2 separate regions of the Homo sapiens genome follow, and region 1 is linked to region 2. Evidence: read pairs that join two places in POLR2A ChIA-PET (ENCODE). Cell type or tissue: PC-9. All regions are shown on one strand. Each heading gives the region's core, and the rest is flanking DNA. Links, peaks and the distances in the headings are about the cores only.

Region 1 (8,337 bases), core at 175-8,174, 250 kb after region 2:
ATTGTTATTGGTCTTAGGGAGTTAGAGGGAGAAATGCAAATGTGTAATGTATTGTCTTATTAGAATTTACAGTCTGGTTATGGGAATACAACACAGAAGGTTGTGTAATTGTTTTTTTTTTTTTCATCAGATTATAAGAAGAGGGAAGGGCATTCATGAATGCCTGGTATAATGGAAAAGGCTCACCTTGAGGAGAGGGGCCTTGGTTGGTCTAGGCTGGTGGCAGTGCAGTTGCAGAGAGAGTGAGAGCGAGAGAGAGAGAGAAATGAATGATGCCAGAGGGAACCTGGGCTATAGTGGCTTCTTTAAATTTACGGAAAAATATAAATCAAAGATGATAATCTTTTCAGCTTAGGAGATGAGGCAAACATTGGATATCAGAACCTGAAAGTTAATGGGAACACAGGACAGTCTAGCCTTTTTTTTTTTTTTTTTTTTTTGAGACAGAGTCTTGCTTTGTGGCCCAGGCTGGAGTGCAGTGGTGCCATCTGGGCTCACTGCAACCTCTGCCTCCCGTGTTCAAGCAATTCCCCTGCCTCAGCCTCCCGAAAGCTGGGACTACAGGCGTATGCCGCCATGCCCAGCTAATTTCTTTTGTATTTTAGTGGAGATGGGGTTTCACAGTGTTGCCCAGGCTGGTCTTGAACTCCTGAGCTCAGGCAATCTGCCCGCCTCGGCCTTCCAAAGTGCTCGGATTACAGGTGTGAGCCACCGCGCCTGGCTGGGGCAGTGTAGCTTTGAGAGAAGGCTTGGTGACCCAGCTGGTCCTCCCAGTTTTGCTGCCATGTCCATCATCTAGATTTCCCTTTACCAGCTTTCCATCTGCTGTAGCATTGACAACTTCCATCCGTTCATAGCCTCTGCTTCCTCTGAACATTGGCTTACTCACGGGCCTCTACGGTGAGTGTCCTCAGCTTCACCTTCCACGACTGCACACCTGGGTACTTAACCTGTTCTTCAGTCACCTTCCTAAGAGAATCTGGTTGGCCCAGCTAATTACCATTGTCCTTGTTTCGGAAGAGGCTGTCAGGCCTGGCTCACGCTGGTCATTGGCCAACCTGTCTGTTCCCTTCCCTGGGATCTGGTGCCCATCCCTGTCCAGTCACCTGTGATACAGAACAGGTGTGCCCGAGACTGCTACCTCACCAGGGCCAGGGAGAAGAGGGGCAGGCACCATACAAATACAAGCCTGGTACGTGTGCCATAGCTTGCTTTGTGCACCCCTATTGGTTTTATAAACGTTACATTAGATAAAGGAACTGTTTTCCACCTCTATAAAGAATTTGGTGAGACCAGCCTGGCCAACATGGAGAAACCCCGTCCATACTGAAAATACAAAAATTAGCTGGGCGTGGTAGCACATGCCTATAATCCTAGCTACTTGGGAGGCTGAGGCAGGAGAATTGCTTGAACCCGGGACGTGGAGGTTGTGGTGAGCCAAGATTGCGCCATTGCACTGCAGCCTGGGCAACAAGAGCGAAACTTCATCTCAAAAAAAAAAAAAAAGATTTTGATGTAGTTATGTATGAATAAACCTAAACCTTTGGCTAATTTTTTTGATATTTTAATTCTTTTAGCAGCTTATTGAGATATAATTCACACACCACACAGTTCATCCATTTAAAATGTATAATCAATGGCTTTTAGTGTAGTCACAGATTAGTGCAGCCATCACCACAGTCAATTTTAGAACATATTCATCACCCCAGAAAGAAAGCCTGTCCCCTTTTGGCTAATACTTTTTGATGCTGATGATAACAGGTCCATGCCTCAGTGTGTTGCTCAGGGAGGCCTTTCTGACTGTGCTGTTTAAATGTGCATTCCTTCTCCATTCTTTGTCCCCTGTGCCTGCCTATTTTTCAGGCAGGTTGTTAGAATACAGGTGGTGTATTTTTTTTTAATTTATTATTATTATTATTTTTTAGGCTGAGTGTGGTGGCTCAGGCCTGTGATCCCAGCACTTTGGGAGGCCGAGGCAGGAGGATCACTTGAGGTCAGGAGTTCGAGACCAGCGTGGCCAGCATGGTGAAACCCGGTCTCTACTAAAAATACAAAAATTAGTTGGGGGTGGTGGTGCGTGCCTGTAGTCCCAGCTACTTGGGAGGCTGAGACGTGAGAATTCCTTGTTCCTGGGAGGAGGAGGTTGCGGTGAGCAGAGATCGTGCCACTGCACTCCGGTCTGGGTAACAGACTCTGTCTCAAAAAAAAAAAAAAAAAAACCGAAAACAGGTGGTATATTTTTTATGCATCTACTTTTTGTCTATTTTCTTCAATGCAAGGTTCATGGAGGCAGAGGTTTTTGTCTTAGAATAAGTAACACATGGTAGATACAAAGACAATTTGCTGAACAAATGGTTTATTACTTTGCTGATAGTAATAAACTATTGTAATAAAATAGTGATAACACTGTGTTACTTTGTTAAACTTCCACTTACCAGTTTTATCTGAGAACTCCGTATGTTGTCTCATTGAAGAACTGTTATCTCCATTTTACTCTTAGAGAAACAGAGGCTCAGAGGTGAAATAACTTTCCCAAACCAGGAAACTGCCAGAATGAATTTATAAGTCATTGTTGTCTATGAATACAAATATAATGCAAGGCACATATATAATTTAAAATTTTCTAGTAACCCCATTAAAAAATTAAAAAACAGGTGAAGGTGTAATGGCATGTGCCTGTAGTACCAGTTACTTGGGAGGCTGAGGTGGGAGAATCCCTTTAGGGCAGGAGTTCGAGGCTGTAGTTTGCTATGTTTGTGCCTGTGAGTAGCCACCACACTCCTGCCTGGGTAGCATAGTGATACACCGCCCCCCCCCCCCTTTAAAAAGGAAACAGGTGACATTAATTTTAATATTTTACTTAATCTGGCGTATCCAAAATATTATTTCAACGTGTAACCAGCATAAAAATGATTGAGATATTTTGCATGCTCTTTTTTTCAGATAGTCTTTGGACTTCACTGTGTATTTAATTTAATTTGATTAATTTATTTTGAGACAGGGTCTCACCCTGTCGCCCAGGCTGGAATGCAGTGGTGGGATCTCAGCTCACCACAACCCTCGCCTTCCAGGCTCAAGTGATTCTCCTGCCTCAGCCTCCTGAGTAGCGGGGATTACAGGAGCCTGCCACCATGCCTGGCTAATTTTTGTATTTTTTAGTAGAGACGGTGTTTCACCATGTTGGCCAGGCTGATCTCAGACTCCTGACCTCAGGTGATCCACCCGCCTCAGCCTCCCAAAGTGCTGGAATTATAGGCATGAGACACTGGGCCTGGCCTTTTACTGTGTATTTTATACATATAGTACAAATCCATTCAGCCCAGGTACCTTTCAGTGCCCACTAGCCCCATGGTCTTGCATCTGTAACCTTGCTGCTTCCCTGTATTCAGGCTGTCACTCTTCCATTTTGGGAGGATAATACGCAGTATCTACACCTGACATTTGTGGAGGCTGACCATTTACAAAAAGCTTAGGTTTACACACTCAGCTCATTAGATTTTCACAATAACTGAAGGAGGTAAGTGCGTCGGGTTACAATATCCAGTTAGTATAGAAATGTTTACAGATGACTATGTCAATATCTAGAGAGCTTAACCAGCTTGTCCAGATTTATCAGGTTTCTACTTGGCAACGTCAGGGTTTGAATCCAGCAGCTCCCGTGAGTCCACATCACTGTGTGCTGCTTGTGGACAGAGCGGCAGATTGGGGAGAGGCAGAGTCTGGGTGGGAAGGTAGAAGGGGAGGGGCCATACTTTTCTAAGTGTGGGGTAGTCCTTCAACATAAAGGGTTTGTCTGTCCCCCAAGTCCATACCTGGTGTTCTGATGGACTTACTCTGTTGGACATACACAGAGATTCCTTGTGCATGATTTTAGCCTTGGCTCATTTTGACCTCTCCCATTTTTCCCTCTTGTTTTGAACATTGCCCTTTATTCCCTACCCTAATTCATGTCTTATTTCTTCTTTTAGGCTCATTCAGGCTGGTTTCCCTAAGTCCCAGTTGAAGGGGGGCTATGTTAGTCTCCTCTGGGAGGGATAGGAAAACTGCTCTGCTGTGAATGGCCGGTGGGGCTTTCAGTGGCTGAGAGATGGTAGTTCCTGGGTGGCTGCCAGCCTGCCAGACTTGGGCAAACTATGTGTATTGGAACAAAAGGCTGAGTGTGAAATTAATAGCTCTCAACTGAGAACTGTAAAAGAGCTGGTTGTAGGTAAAAAGAGGCAGTTTATTTTGTAAGTTAGAGTTAACTTTTTTTTTTTTTTTTTGACACAGAGTCTTGCTCTGTTGCCCAGGCTGGAGTGCAGTGGTGTGATCATAACCCACTGCTGCGTCCACCTTCCAGGCTCAAGCAATCCTCCTGCCTCAGCCTCCCGAGTAGTTGGGATTACAGGCATGCACCACCATGCCCAGCTGATTTTTAAATTTTTTGTAGAGACAGGGTCTTGCTATGTTACCCATTCTGGTCTTGAACTCCTGGCCCCAAGCAATCCTCCCTCCTTGACCTCTGAACACTCTAGGATTACAGGTGTGAGCCACTGCACCCGGCGTAATCTCTATATAGAGTTAAATTTGTTTAAAATTTTAAAAATCTTTTCTAGGTTTTTCTCCTTTTAGTAGTAATCGCTGTACTGACCACAAGTGGGTTCTGTGTATGTTTCACATTTGTATGTGGCTTCTTTGGTACTTTTGGGTGGCGCCAACAGCATTTGATTTCAACCTTGTGGGTCTGAAGCATTATTTTAGTGGTTCCTCTCTGATTCTCAAAACTTGATATTTGAATTTATCTCTTTCTCTTTTCCACAGGTGAAGGAGCAGTCTTTCAGGAAAGGAAGGAATGTTTTTGTTGAGTTAGCAATTATATCAGGCATTTAAATTTACTCTCCATAAAATATAATTGCCTGGAATTCTGTAACCAAATAACAGCAAACAGAATGAATTGGGAAATCTGCCCATTTGGAATATACGGGCTAGTTTACCTTTCATAGTAGTAGAGTTTTCTTAAGATTTTGTGCTGATTGGCACTAAGTGACTTTGAAGGTGATTTTAAAGACGGCATTACTAGGAAAAACGAAGGAGAAAAAGTTAAGTGAATTAAATGAGTAGCCACTTGCTTTGGACTTTATGTAGCAGTAACAGCAGCAACAGCATCTTTTCTTGTTCATTCTCTTGACTCTACTTTTCATGCTTACACCCAGATCAGAAACTGCCAGATTCTCCATTAGAAATTCATTCCCTCTTTTTTTATTTTTATTTTTTGAGACAGAGTCTTGCTCTGTCACCCAGGCTGGAGTGCAGTGGCACAATCTCAGCTCATCGCAACCTCTGCCTCCTAAGTTCAAGCTATTCTCCTGCTTCAGCCTCCCGAGTAGCTGGGACCATAGGCATGCGCCACCATGCCCAGCTAACTTTTGTATTTTTAGTAGAGATCTGGTTTCACCATGTTGGCTGGGCTTGTCTTGAACCCCTGGCCTCAAGCAGTCTGCCTTCCTCAGCCTCTCAAAGTGCTGGGATTACAGGTGGGAGCCACTGCGTCCTGCCCAGAAATTCATTCCTTTTGAAATCTAGGTATGCCACAAATTAATGTTATTTCTAACTGGTTATACTCTTTAGCATTGGTAGACCTAAAGATAATTAGTTTTAGAAGGTATGGAATTATAGCCTAGTGGAGGTTTAACAAAAGGAAAACAAGAGTTGATTGGGTAGGTGAACTAGCAAAAAAAAGATAATTGCTTATTTATTTATTTATTTATTTTTATTTATTTATTTATTTATTTTTTTTGAGACGGAGTCTTGTTCTGTCTCCCAGGCTGGAGTGCAGTGGCGCAATCTCGGCTCCTGCAAGCTCTGCCTCCCGGGTTCACGCCATTCTCCTGCCTCAGCCTCCCAAGTAGCTGGGACTACAGGTGCCTGCCACCACGCCCGGCTAATTTTTTTTGTATTTTTAGTAGAGATGGGTTTCACCGTGCTAGCCAGGCTGGTCTCGATCTCCTGACCTTGTGATCCACCTGCCTCAGCCTCCCAAAGTGCTGGGATTACAGGTGTGAGCCACCACACCTGGCCGCTTTTTTATTTTTTAACTTGACTAAGTGGACTGTGATGGGGAGTGGGGTAGATTGTTGCTCATCAGAACATCTGTCGCCCTTATCTACTCTGGATTCCATTTGCTAGGGGTAATGAAGGATAACAAAAGACTTTTATGGTTAAGGAGACAGGACATAAACTTTGACAGGACATAAACATAAGGAAAGTAAAAGCAGAATGAGCTAATTATATAATATGAAAACAGAAAACCCATAATAAAACTGTATAAGATTTATTGCAAGATGGCTACTAAAGAACAGTGGTTCTCAACTTTCAGTATGTATTAGAATCACTTGAGAAACTTAAATACTAATGCCTTTAAGAAAATGACTGTTTTTTTGTTATATTTTAATTGGTCTGATAATCTGTAAGTTTAGCTATTGTTAAACATTATCTGAGATGTACTAAAACAAGTTTGCTGGAATTAATGATAATGGTGGTGTTTGTAGTAGGAGTAGATAATAGTTTTTTTTTTTTTTTTTGAGACAGTCTCGCTCTGTCGCCAGGCTGGAGTGCAGTGGCGCAATCTCAGCTCACTGCAACCTCCGCCTCCTGGGTTCAAGCGATTCTCCTGCCTCAGCCTCTCGAGTAGCTGGGACTATAGGCATGTGCCACCATACCCAGCTAATTTTTGTGTTTTTAGTAGAGATGGGGTTTCACCATGTTGGACAGGATGGTCTCGATCTCCTGACCTTGTGATCCGCCTGCCCTGACCTCCCAAAGTGTTGGGATTACAGGTGTGAGCCACTGCGCCTGGCCTGGCCTGGCCTGGCTGAGTGATTTTATTCTGCCTGCTTTGGGATGAAGGCTGGGCATTGGTTTGTTTGAGAACCCTGCAGGTAATTCTAACATGTAGTCAGGATTGAGAATAATTTTTATAGACAGATGGTGATTCCTTTTTTTTTTTTTTTTTTTTTTTTTAAAAACAGAGTTTTGCTGTGTTGCCCAGGCTGGGGTGCAGTGGCACCATCACGGCTCACTGCAGCCTCAACTTTCTGGGCTCAGGTGATTCTTGTGCCTCAGCCTCCTGAGTAGCTGGGATTACAGGCGTACGCCGCCATGCCTGGCTAATTTCTGTATTTTGAGTAGAGACAGGGTTTCACCATGCTGGCCAGGCTGGTCTCAAACTCCTGACCTCGGGTGATCTGCCTGCCTCGGCCTCCTAAAGTCCTGGGATTGGGATTACATGGTGAACCACCATGCCTGGCCCAGACAGTGATTCTTGATCTTTAGTGGGAATCAAAATCAGCTGAATAGAGTTGGATAGGTTTCCTGGAAGGTAGGACGTGAGCAAGTTTCTGAGTAATGTATAAAGCTTGTGAGAAAGCTGGGTGGGAAAATACAAGGTCTGTTTGGGGTATTGATCGAGCTAATTTTGGTGGGGGAGTAATGTGAGATGAGGGTGGGAAAGTAGCCTTCAATACCACTTTGAGTTTAGATTTCATATTTTTAGACTTGGAGATAGGTGAGGCTGGAGACCCTAGTCTGAGCTTGCCAGGAGAGAGGTGGGTCAGTAAACAGCACCTGAAGACCAGGCACACCTAACACTATAGGAAGTGCCTGTTCTGTGGGAGGTGACTTTGAAGTGTGGCTGATCTCCCATCGGCTCCCATGCAGTAATAGTGACTTTGAGGTAAAAAAAAAAAACCTCCAAATCTGGAATCAATTAAAATTCAGCAAACATTTATTTTTTTATTTTTTGAGATAGAGTCTCACTCTGTTGCCAAGGGTGGAGTGCAGTGGCGTGATCTCAACTCCCTGCAACCTCCGCCTCTTGGGTTCAAGGGATTCTCGTGCCTCAGCCTCCCAAGTAGCTGGGGTTTATAGGCGTGCACCACCATGCCCAGCTGACTTTTGTATTTTTAGTAGAGACGGAGTTTCGCTATGTTACCCAGGCTGGTCTTGAACTCCTGGCCTCAAGTGATCCACGTGCCTCGGCCTCCCAAAGCGCTGGGATTAGAGGCATGAGCCACTGCACCCAGCCCAGTAAACATTTATTAAGTGTGTTTTATATGACAGATGTGCTGAGGAGCTGTAAGTTTATTTTTCAGTAACATGCTGAGAGTGTTTTTAAAAGTAATATTTTGGGCCATGGAACCCTTTGAGAAATAAAAGTAGGAGCTGCTTTTCCACAAAAATGCCCAAGTACAAGTAATCTTGCATAAGTTTTAGGGCTTTTGGATACTCTGAAGTCAACTCATAACCTCTGTAGGTGTTCGTAGATTCCAAGTTAATTTTTAGAATAGACTGTGGACTAAT
Region 2 (8,337 bases), core at 271-8,270:
CGGCCTCCCAAAGCTCTGGGATTACAGGCATGAGCCACCATGCCCAGCCTGAAGAGCAAAAATTCTTATTTTGATCAAATCCGGTTTATCAAATTTTTCTTCTATGGATCATGCCCTAGTGTCCTATCTGTGAAATTTTTGCCTAACCCAAGATCACAAAGAATTTCTCCTATGTTTTCTTTGAACAGTTTTAGAGGCTTAGCTCTTACATTCAGTTCTGTAATCTTTTCTGGCTAAATTTTTGTGTATGATATGAGGCAGGCATCTAAGTTATTTTTTTGCATATGGATACTCAGTTTTTCAACACCATTCTTTGAAGACTATTCTCATTGAATTGCCTTGGACCTTTATTAAAACTCAATTGACAATAAATATAAGAGCTTGTATCTGGACTTTCTTTCTGGTCCAGTGACCTGTGTTCTATTGTTATGCCAATACCATCCTGTCTTAATTACTGGAGCTTTATATTAATAGTAAGTTTTTAAATAAGTACTATAAGTTCTCCTACTTTGCATTTTGTCAGAATTGTTTTGGCTATTCTAGATCCCTTATATTTTTATGTAAATTTTAAGATGAATTTGTTAGTTTCCTTGGATTTGGATAGGAATTGCATTGACCCTTTAGGTGAATTTGGGGAGAATTGCCATCTTAATAATATCAATTCTTCTTTTGTTATATGTATTCTCAACTATTTTATTCTTTTTTGGTACAGTTTTGAATGGAATTTTTCTTTAATTTTTTTAGATTTTTCATGGCTAGTATGCAGAAATGCAGTTGTTTTCTGCATATTGATCTTGGATCCTATGACTTTGTTCAAGTTCTATTCCTTTTGCAGCATCAGCTTTCTTCCTGCGAATGTGTGATGGTGAAGAGTACAATGACCTTTAGGTAGTTTGGTGCCACGGTCGTGATTCATGCGAAAGCACCAGCAGTTTACCTACCATTGCTTTTGTACTAACAGTGCAAATGTCAACCAGTGAAAAAAGGCAGTAATCTCTGAGTGTTATTTTGATTTTGCAGACCTCAAGGAAGGTTCCCAGGGTTCCCCAGTGGTCTGCATACAACACTGAGAGAACCAGTGATCTAGATCAGGGGTCCTCAACCCCCAGGCTGCAGACTAGTACCAGTTCATGGCCTGTTAGGAATCAGCCACACAGCAGGAGGTGAGTGGCAGGCAAGCAGTGAAGCTTCCTCTGTATTTACAGCTGCTCCCCATCACTCGCATTACCTCATGAGCTTTGCCTCCTGTCAGATCAGCAGCAGCATCAGATTCTCAAAGGAGTATGAACCCTTTTGTGAACTGCACACACAAGGGATCTAGATTGTGCATTCCTTATGAGAATCTAACGCCTAATGATCTGTCACTGTCTCCCATTAACCCTAGATGGGACCATCTAGTTGCAGGAAAACAAGCTGAGGGCTCCCACTGATTTTACATTATGGTGAGTTGTATAATTATTTTATTATATATTGCAATGTAATCATAATAGAAATAAAGTGCACAATAAATGTAATATGCTTGAGTCATCCCAAAACCATCCTGCCCCCGCTGCCAGGTCCATGTAAAAATTGTCTTCCACAAAACGAGTCCCTGGTACCAAAAAGGTTGGGGACCGCTGATCTAGATGGTCTCTAAGCTCCCATCCAAGTGTAAAATGCTATAATTTTTAAAACCTAAGATGAACAGTGTTGATCAGATTTGACTTTACAACATTTACTTAAATGGCTGGTTTTCTTGGCAGTCAATATTTCTTAGGCAATTGCTGCATGTGGAACAATGTATCTAGTCCTTTGAGAGAGATGGAAAGGAAATAGAACACTGGTCCTAATCTCAAGAAAATGGCAAAAGAAGGCTCTCTGGGTTTGCAGGTGTCTAGGAAAGGAACCCAGTGTCACTGTAGGCTGATTGTATTAGACCTCAAATTTGTATATTTTTTGTTCTACTAAAAATAAACAAAATGCTTATAGTAGAGATACAACATATATCAAACTTCAAGACTAGAAGTAAAACTAGGTTAAAATCTATCATTCTAGGCTAGTACAACCTAATGTTATCTCATTTCCAAATGACCATAAGACATAAAGTAACATCAAACTAATTTTTACAACTTTTTCAAGTAGCTTTAATTTTACATTATTGTTTATAACAGACCCGTGGTTGGAAGCTTAAAATCTCCACTTAACTGATATTTTTTCTACATTTTATATGTAATTCAAATTATGTATACAATATGATGCTTACAGCTCACTGGGCAAATTTACTATACATTTTAGCTTTTCCTTTGAGAGTAATGAAATAGTGTTCATATATTCAAGGCAAATAAATAGTCTCAAGGCTTCAATATGTGGGATTCTCCAAGTTCTGACATCCTTAATCTTTTTAGGTAGAAAAAAAGGGACTGAAGCACTCTTTCACGGGAAGAATGAAAAGAAATTGAGAAAGCAAAATTAATCATATACAGTACAGGGAAGGGTGCAGGTTAGCTTAGAGATAAATGGAGTTAATAATAGTTTCAGATAAACTAGTTACAGACTAGAGTTCTGATATGAAAATAATGTACAATTTCAGAGCTGGTAGAGAATTCAGAGAGTATCTAGTTCTAGCCTAACATTTCTTGTTTGGCAGAGGAGGGAGCTAAATCTTCTAGATTTTTGACAGAGCTAGACTGGAAGCCAGCATTTCTAACTTCTCCTTTAGTATGTTCCATCCTTCCATCTCTGCATTCAATAGAACTTTTGTGGTTTTAATACTCTCGACACCACAAATTGCATTTCCCTAGAAGACAGCCTGGCTTCTAAAACTTTATAGTGAATTATTAAAATGTATGCCATTCTTATCTGAAGTTTCATAATATGATTAGTAAGCCAGCCATCCTGACTTTGTCTTCTATTTTGCTTAATGCCTCAATTATGAGTAATTGTGAAGTTTTATTTTCTAATGAATTTCTGTTGTTAAATATTCAAAATCACCTCAATCTTATTTACTATCAAGTCAGTGAGAGCATCAACTTTATTCTACTTTATTCTTTTTTTCCCGAAACACACATATGGTATTATTTTGCTCATGCTGCATACCATATCTTTTTTGGCTCATTTTTTCCATCTACACTCAGGATAATTGTGACCACATGACACATTTTACAATAAAGAACTTAAGTTTCTTCAGAACTTATACATTAGATCATTAAATCAGCTGCATACTTTCAAATATGCCATTTGTTTTCCCTTTTTCCTATTCATCATCACCTACATCACTGATAAGATTTTGGGATCCACTACCTAAATCTGTATGTGGGGATCTCTGCTATTCTGTTTTATCTTGTTTTGTTCTGCTTTGGTTTTGCCTGCCTGTTTCTTTTAAATAGGCACTAGCATGTCTGACCATAGAGACTGATGATTAAAATCAACTATAAAACTTTTCCATTAGGTTTTGGGACTTATTGTCTGTCCGGGTCAAAGCACCCCATTTCTATGATGGGAGCTCTGACCCAGACACACAATAAGGCCCAAAACTGTGCTTGTATGTTTTTATGACAAGATGTAGGGCTCCACTCACAACACATGGAAAATCTTTTCTCCATTCCATGAAAACCAGGGTCTTTCTTTCTAGCATGAATCTCCTCTCCATTATGAATTAAACCTTAAAGTATTGACACACACAATCAGCACAAACCTTGCAATTTCAATATTGAGGCTCTCTAATTTTTCTTCTCTAAAGTTCCATTCTTCTCTATCCAATGATCCTTTGGTCATATGCTTACAAAATAAGTAAAAGCCTCAAGTCCCTCACTTTTGGATTGGTACTCTTACAGCAAAGAGAGTTATTAAAAAGAGATATTCCTCTTGATTCCCAGGCTTCAGGTGACTGAGATTCTCAGGGGTGATAAGCCCATATCTTGGGTGAATAATCTATCCTCAAAGGAAAAAATCTTCATGGCTCTGGAACTCTGGCTTTAAAAAGTTCTCTTTCTCCTTGTTTCCTCTCATCCACCTTGTTGTTATTAACATCTATGTATTTCAGATTCTAAAAAGTGAAGACCTCAACAGAGACTGAAACACCGAATATTCAGTAGTGAAAGATGTGGTTAGTGAGTAGCAACAATTCCATCTCTTTCCATCTAAATGCAGTTTAGCAAGAAGCAGTTCCTCAGAATCCATCTCCTACGGGAACTAACATTTATGATTTGCTATAGATCAGGCCCTGCTGTAAGTGCTTTTCATGTATGAACCCATTTAATACATCAACCATATGCATGGGCACTCTCTTTATCTGCAGTTTTCCATGAGGAACAGTTAACATGTCTAAGTCACGCCAGGGGACAAAGTCACCCGAGCCTGTTCTCTTTACTGTTAGGTCACACCACCCTCTTCTTCTGTGGAGCTCCCAGGGAAGATTGCTTAGAGCTTCTTGAGAAGCTGTTATTTCTGCTTATCTTCTGGTGGGGTCTTTTGTTCTTGTGTGGCCTGCCACCACCCTGCACCTGGTGACCTGGACCATGGGTGACCATAACCATGAACCATCAATAGTTATGGCTCACACTTCCATATTCTGACTTCTGCCAAGCCCTTCCTCTGGATTCTCTCTTCGCTGGCCCACAGTAATCCTCTGTGGTAGCTACCAGAACGATCTTCATTTTATAGAAGAGAAAACTAACAGGCACAAAGGTTAACGAGCATGCCAATGTCAAAAGATCAGGAAGACAGCAGAGCTTGGGGTCAGTCTGCCCCCAAGGAATCCAGCTTCAGGGCCCACGCTCTGAGCTACTATGCCAAGCCAGCTGCCTTGATTACAAGGAGGGCTTCTCCATCCCCCCAGCTCAGGGAGGGCACCTAAGGCCAGAGTCAAAACCATTTATGGAATTTCTGCTCTACTCTGCATTTGTCATACATCCTGAATTCTTGGACTGGTCAGGAGGCAAGAAAAGCCTGTTCAAAGGAAAAAGTGTATGGATAGGGGATAGGGAGAGGCCATAGCTTTTATGACATTTGTATGAATGCTCTGTCTCAATCCTGAAGCAATTAATGCATAACAGAAGAACAAAATCTATTCTTGGTCACACACAGTGACTTATTTCGTAGTATCTGCAGTGGCCAGAGAGCACGTTCTCATAAATGGCCTGTCCTGGGCATCACAATCTTTATAATCATCTCAGTCTGTGCTGTTGGAAGATGTTTTTGTTTGCTACTGAGTCAACTATGTACCAACTTTTACATCCCAGTCCCTTCCCCAGAAAGAAAGAAAAACCTCAGAACCTCAGTTTTTAAAGCCTGATACCTGGTCAGTCATGTCCAATTCTAAGCGACCCTATAATAATTCATATTGAAGGGAAGAGAAGGTTTTCCTTGCTTTGAGGTTTGCAGCTATTACAGACTGTATTTGTAAATCCCTCATTCCTGTCTAGGACAAACAGGAGATGAAGGAGAGGAGAAGAACCCTTCGGCCTCACAGGATGGGGTGAGAGGAAAATCAGCACAAAGAAAAATATGCCACTAGTTTTATTTGTACCATTTTAAGATGCCATGACAACAACAAAAATAATGTACAAGTAATAGGATTAAGTAGCAGGGGATATTAACATCTGGAATGGATAAAGAGGCATAAGTTCGTTTATATTTTCATGGTTGTGCATAAATGGTACGTTTCAGTTTACGATTACAAATTATAGCAATTCAAAATAACGTTTGTGTGTTATATGTTCAGTTTGCAGAATTCTTTCATATGCATTAACCCATTTGAGCACCCCAAATGAGCATCATATCCTTGTGGCAGGTATGAGAACTACCCCCATTTAACAAATACAGAAACACAGACTTACAACGGGGAACTGGCTTACCCAAGGTCACACAGTTAGCAACAGGTCAATCTCGTACTTGAACCTAAATCTTATAGGTTCACAACCCATCCTGAATATAGGGGAGAACAGCCTTATTTTGTAGTGCTAAGCTGGTGAGGCCTGGGGCAGTAGAACATCTGTTATTGTACTGTGACTTTATGTGCTGATGTCTTTAGGGACTATTGTCTTTGGGTGAGAGTGTAAGGGGATGCAGGCTACATGGCCCCAACACGATTTTTTCTTTTTCTTTTTCTTTTTTGTTTTTTTGAGACGGAGTTTCACTCTCGTTGCCCAGGCTGGAATACAATGGCATGATCTCGGCTCACTGCAAACTTTGCCTCCCAGGTTCAAGTGATTCTCCTGCCTCAGCCTCCCAAGTAGCTGGGATTATAGGCGCGTGCCACCACACCTGGCTAATTCTTGTCTTTTTAGTAGAGACAGGGTTTCACCACGTTGGCCAGGCTGGTCTCGAACTCCTGGCCTCAAGTGATCAATCCACCTCACCCTCCCAAAGTGCAGGGATTACAGGTGTGAGCCACTGCACCCAGCCCAAGATTTTTTATTTCTTGTGACTATATTTTATACCTTTTTCTGCTCCTCCTGTTCCATTTGACTGTCAGCTGTCATTTTTGCTGACCATGGCACCTCTAGAGCAGTGATCCTCAAAGTATGGTTGGTGAGCCAGCAGCATCAGCATCACCTGAGAACTTGCTAGAAATGCAAATTCTCAGGCCCTGCCCCAGACCTACTGAATCAGGAACTCTGGGGATGGGGCCCAGCCATCTGTGTTTCAATGAGCCCTCCAGGTGATTCTGCAGCTGCTAAGTCTTGGGAGCTGCTGCTCCACAGCAACTATTCACAACCTTGGCTGTCCTTGGGAATCCCCTGGGACCCTTAAAGACTACTAATGCTTATGTCCCAACTCCAAAGATTCTAATTTTGTTGGTCTAGGACACAGTTTTTTAACCTCAGCACCAGTGATATTTGGGTGGGGGGATGATTATTTGTTGGGGTTGTCTGTCCTGTACATTGCAAAATGTTTAGCAGCATCCCAAGCCTCTACCCCTAGATGCGAGTAGCACACCCACCCCCAGCTGTAATAACTAAAAATATCTCAGACATTGCCAAGTGTTCCCTGTGGTGGTGGGGGGAAGGGGGATGGCAAAATTGTCCCCTGGTTGATAAGCACTGGCCTAGGGTGATGGCCAAGGCACTGGGATATGGAAGAGCTCCCAAAATCATTCTAATATACAGGCAACACTGAGAACTATGCCTCTGGAGAGTCTCTATTAATGAACAGCTCTGGATGTGCAATGGGCCAGAGCACAATAAGAGCTAAGCTTTACACCACTGGGTGTAGAGTGAGAATCAGTCCCCCTGTGGTGGAGACTCAGGCAGTTTGCTGAGGACTAACACACATGAGCTTTAGGGCATAAATTTCACAACTTTTTGGCTCCTTACATTTTTGTTTACTTTCTGGTTGTCAGGTATGTTCTAGAAAACTAATGTAAACAGATATGTTCCCCATACTTAAGAGGTCCCAACCAATGAGATCTTGCATTGCACTAAATATAGTGGTGAATGTACATCCTCCATCTGGCTCTATCCATTCTACAAACAGGGTGCATATCAGTGTATCATATGGTACAAGTTCTTCCCTAAATCTGTTTTTAATGGGTTAAAACATGCAGCTTGTCAATTCTATGATGTTGATTTTGATACAATCCAAATCAACCACACAAATGCAAAATTCCTATATTAATCTCTGCTGTTTAGAAGAGCTTTCATTTTCAGGTGGGGATCAGGGGCTTTAACTATATTTCAACTATAGAAAAATTCCCTGAGTTAGAACAAAGACATGTAAAATCCTGGCCCAGCAGATTGCCTTCTGTGTCTCCACGATTCTTTCTGTGGTGTTCTTCTGTGATCTGCTTGAGAAGAGGAGAACATGATGTACATTTAGACCATGGGATGTGCCTCACCTCCAAGGGCCTGCCCTGCAGCTCTTAGGAAGGTGGGCAGTCTCATCACAGCCCAAAGTGAGATGTCTCCAAGCAAAGAGTAAATGGCAGCCTCTCTTCAGCCTAGACTCTTAAATAGCACAGTATTCTCCCACTTCCTCAAACAACTCGATGGTAGGTTTCTTTCAACATAAAGAGTGGGAGCACTACTTTGAGACACTGATAAACAACTTTCAAATAGAAAATAAATTTCAAAGTGAATGTGTTTTCAGGGCAAAATTGGTACTGTCTCATTTCAAACTATGAAAATATGATCTGATTTAATGAGTTGGAGTCATCCATTCATCCAGCACCTACTATGTGCTAGGTACTGTGTAATGTCCTTGGAAATTATAAATATGAGGGTGGCAAATTATAAATATTAGGGTACATAGACTCTTGTAGCAAAAATAAGCTATGACTGATCTGAGGTGCCTGATTAACCCTTTGAACCAATACGACTCGTCAGCTTGTCAGACTCTTTTGGGTTTTGTTTTGTCTTG

Evidence for each region. ChIA-PET counts read pairs that join two places held together with the same protein. Peaks named below come from ENCODE experiments on the same cell type or tissue, not always from the same donor. Only the 100,000 strongest peaks of a DNase experiment are listed, where the experiment ranks them.
Region 1: POLR2A ChIA-PET joins it to region 2 with 16 read pairs; 2 of 35 experiments call an interaction of 5 or more read pairs at or near these places.

Annotation. Positions count from the first base shown.
Region 1 is chr4:147,756,773-147,765,109 of GRCh38, forward strand. All of the region lies in intron 1 of ARHGAP10 (Rho GTPase activating protein 10), which reads left to right. Among named protein-coding and RNA genes, the nearest start is that of MIR4799, 22 kb to the right of the region's middle. In PC-9, for the core only: no CTCF peak of the experiment used is centred there; a DNase peak (open chromatin) is centred at 3,559; H3K27ac peaks cover 1,341 bases.
Region 2 is chr4:147,508,390-147,516,726 of GRCh38, forward strand. The region is part of intron 2 of EDNRA (endothelin receptor type A); the gene reads left to right. Among named protein-coding and RNA genes, the nearest start is that of EDNRA, 31 kb to the left of the region's middle. In PC-9, for the core only: no CTCF peak of the experiment used is centred there; no DNase peak of the experiment used is centred there.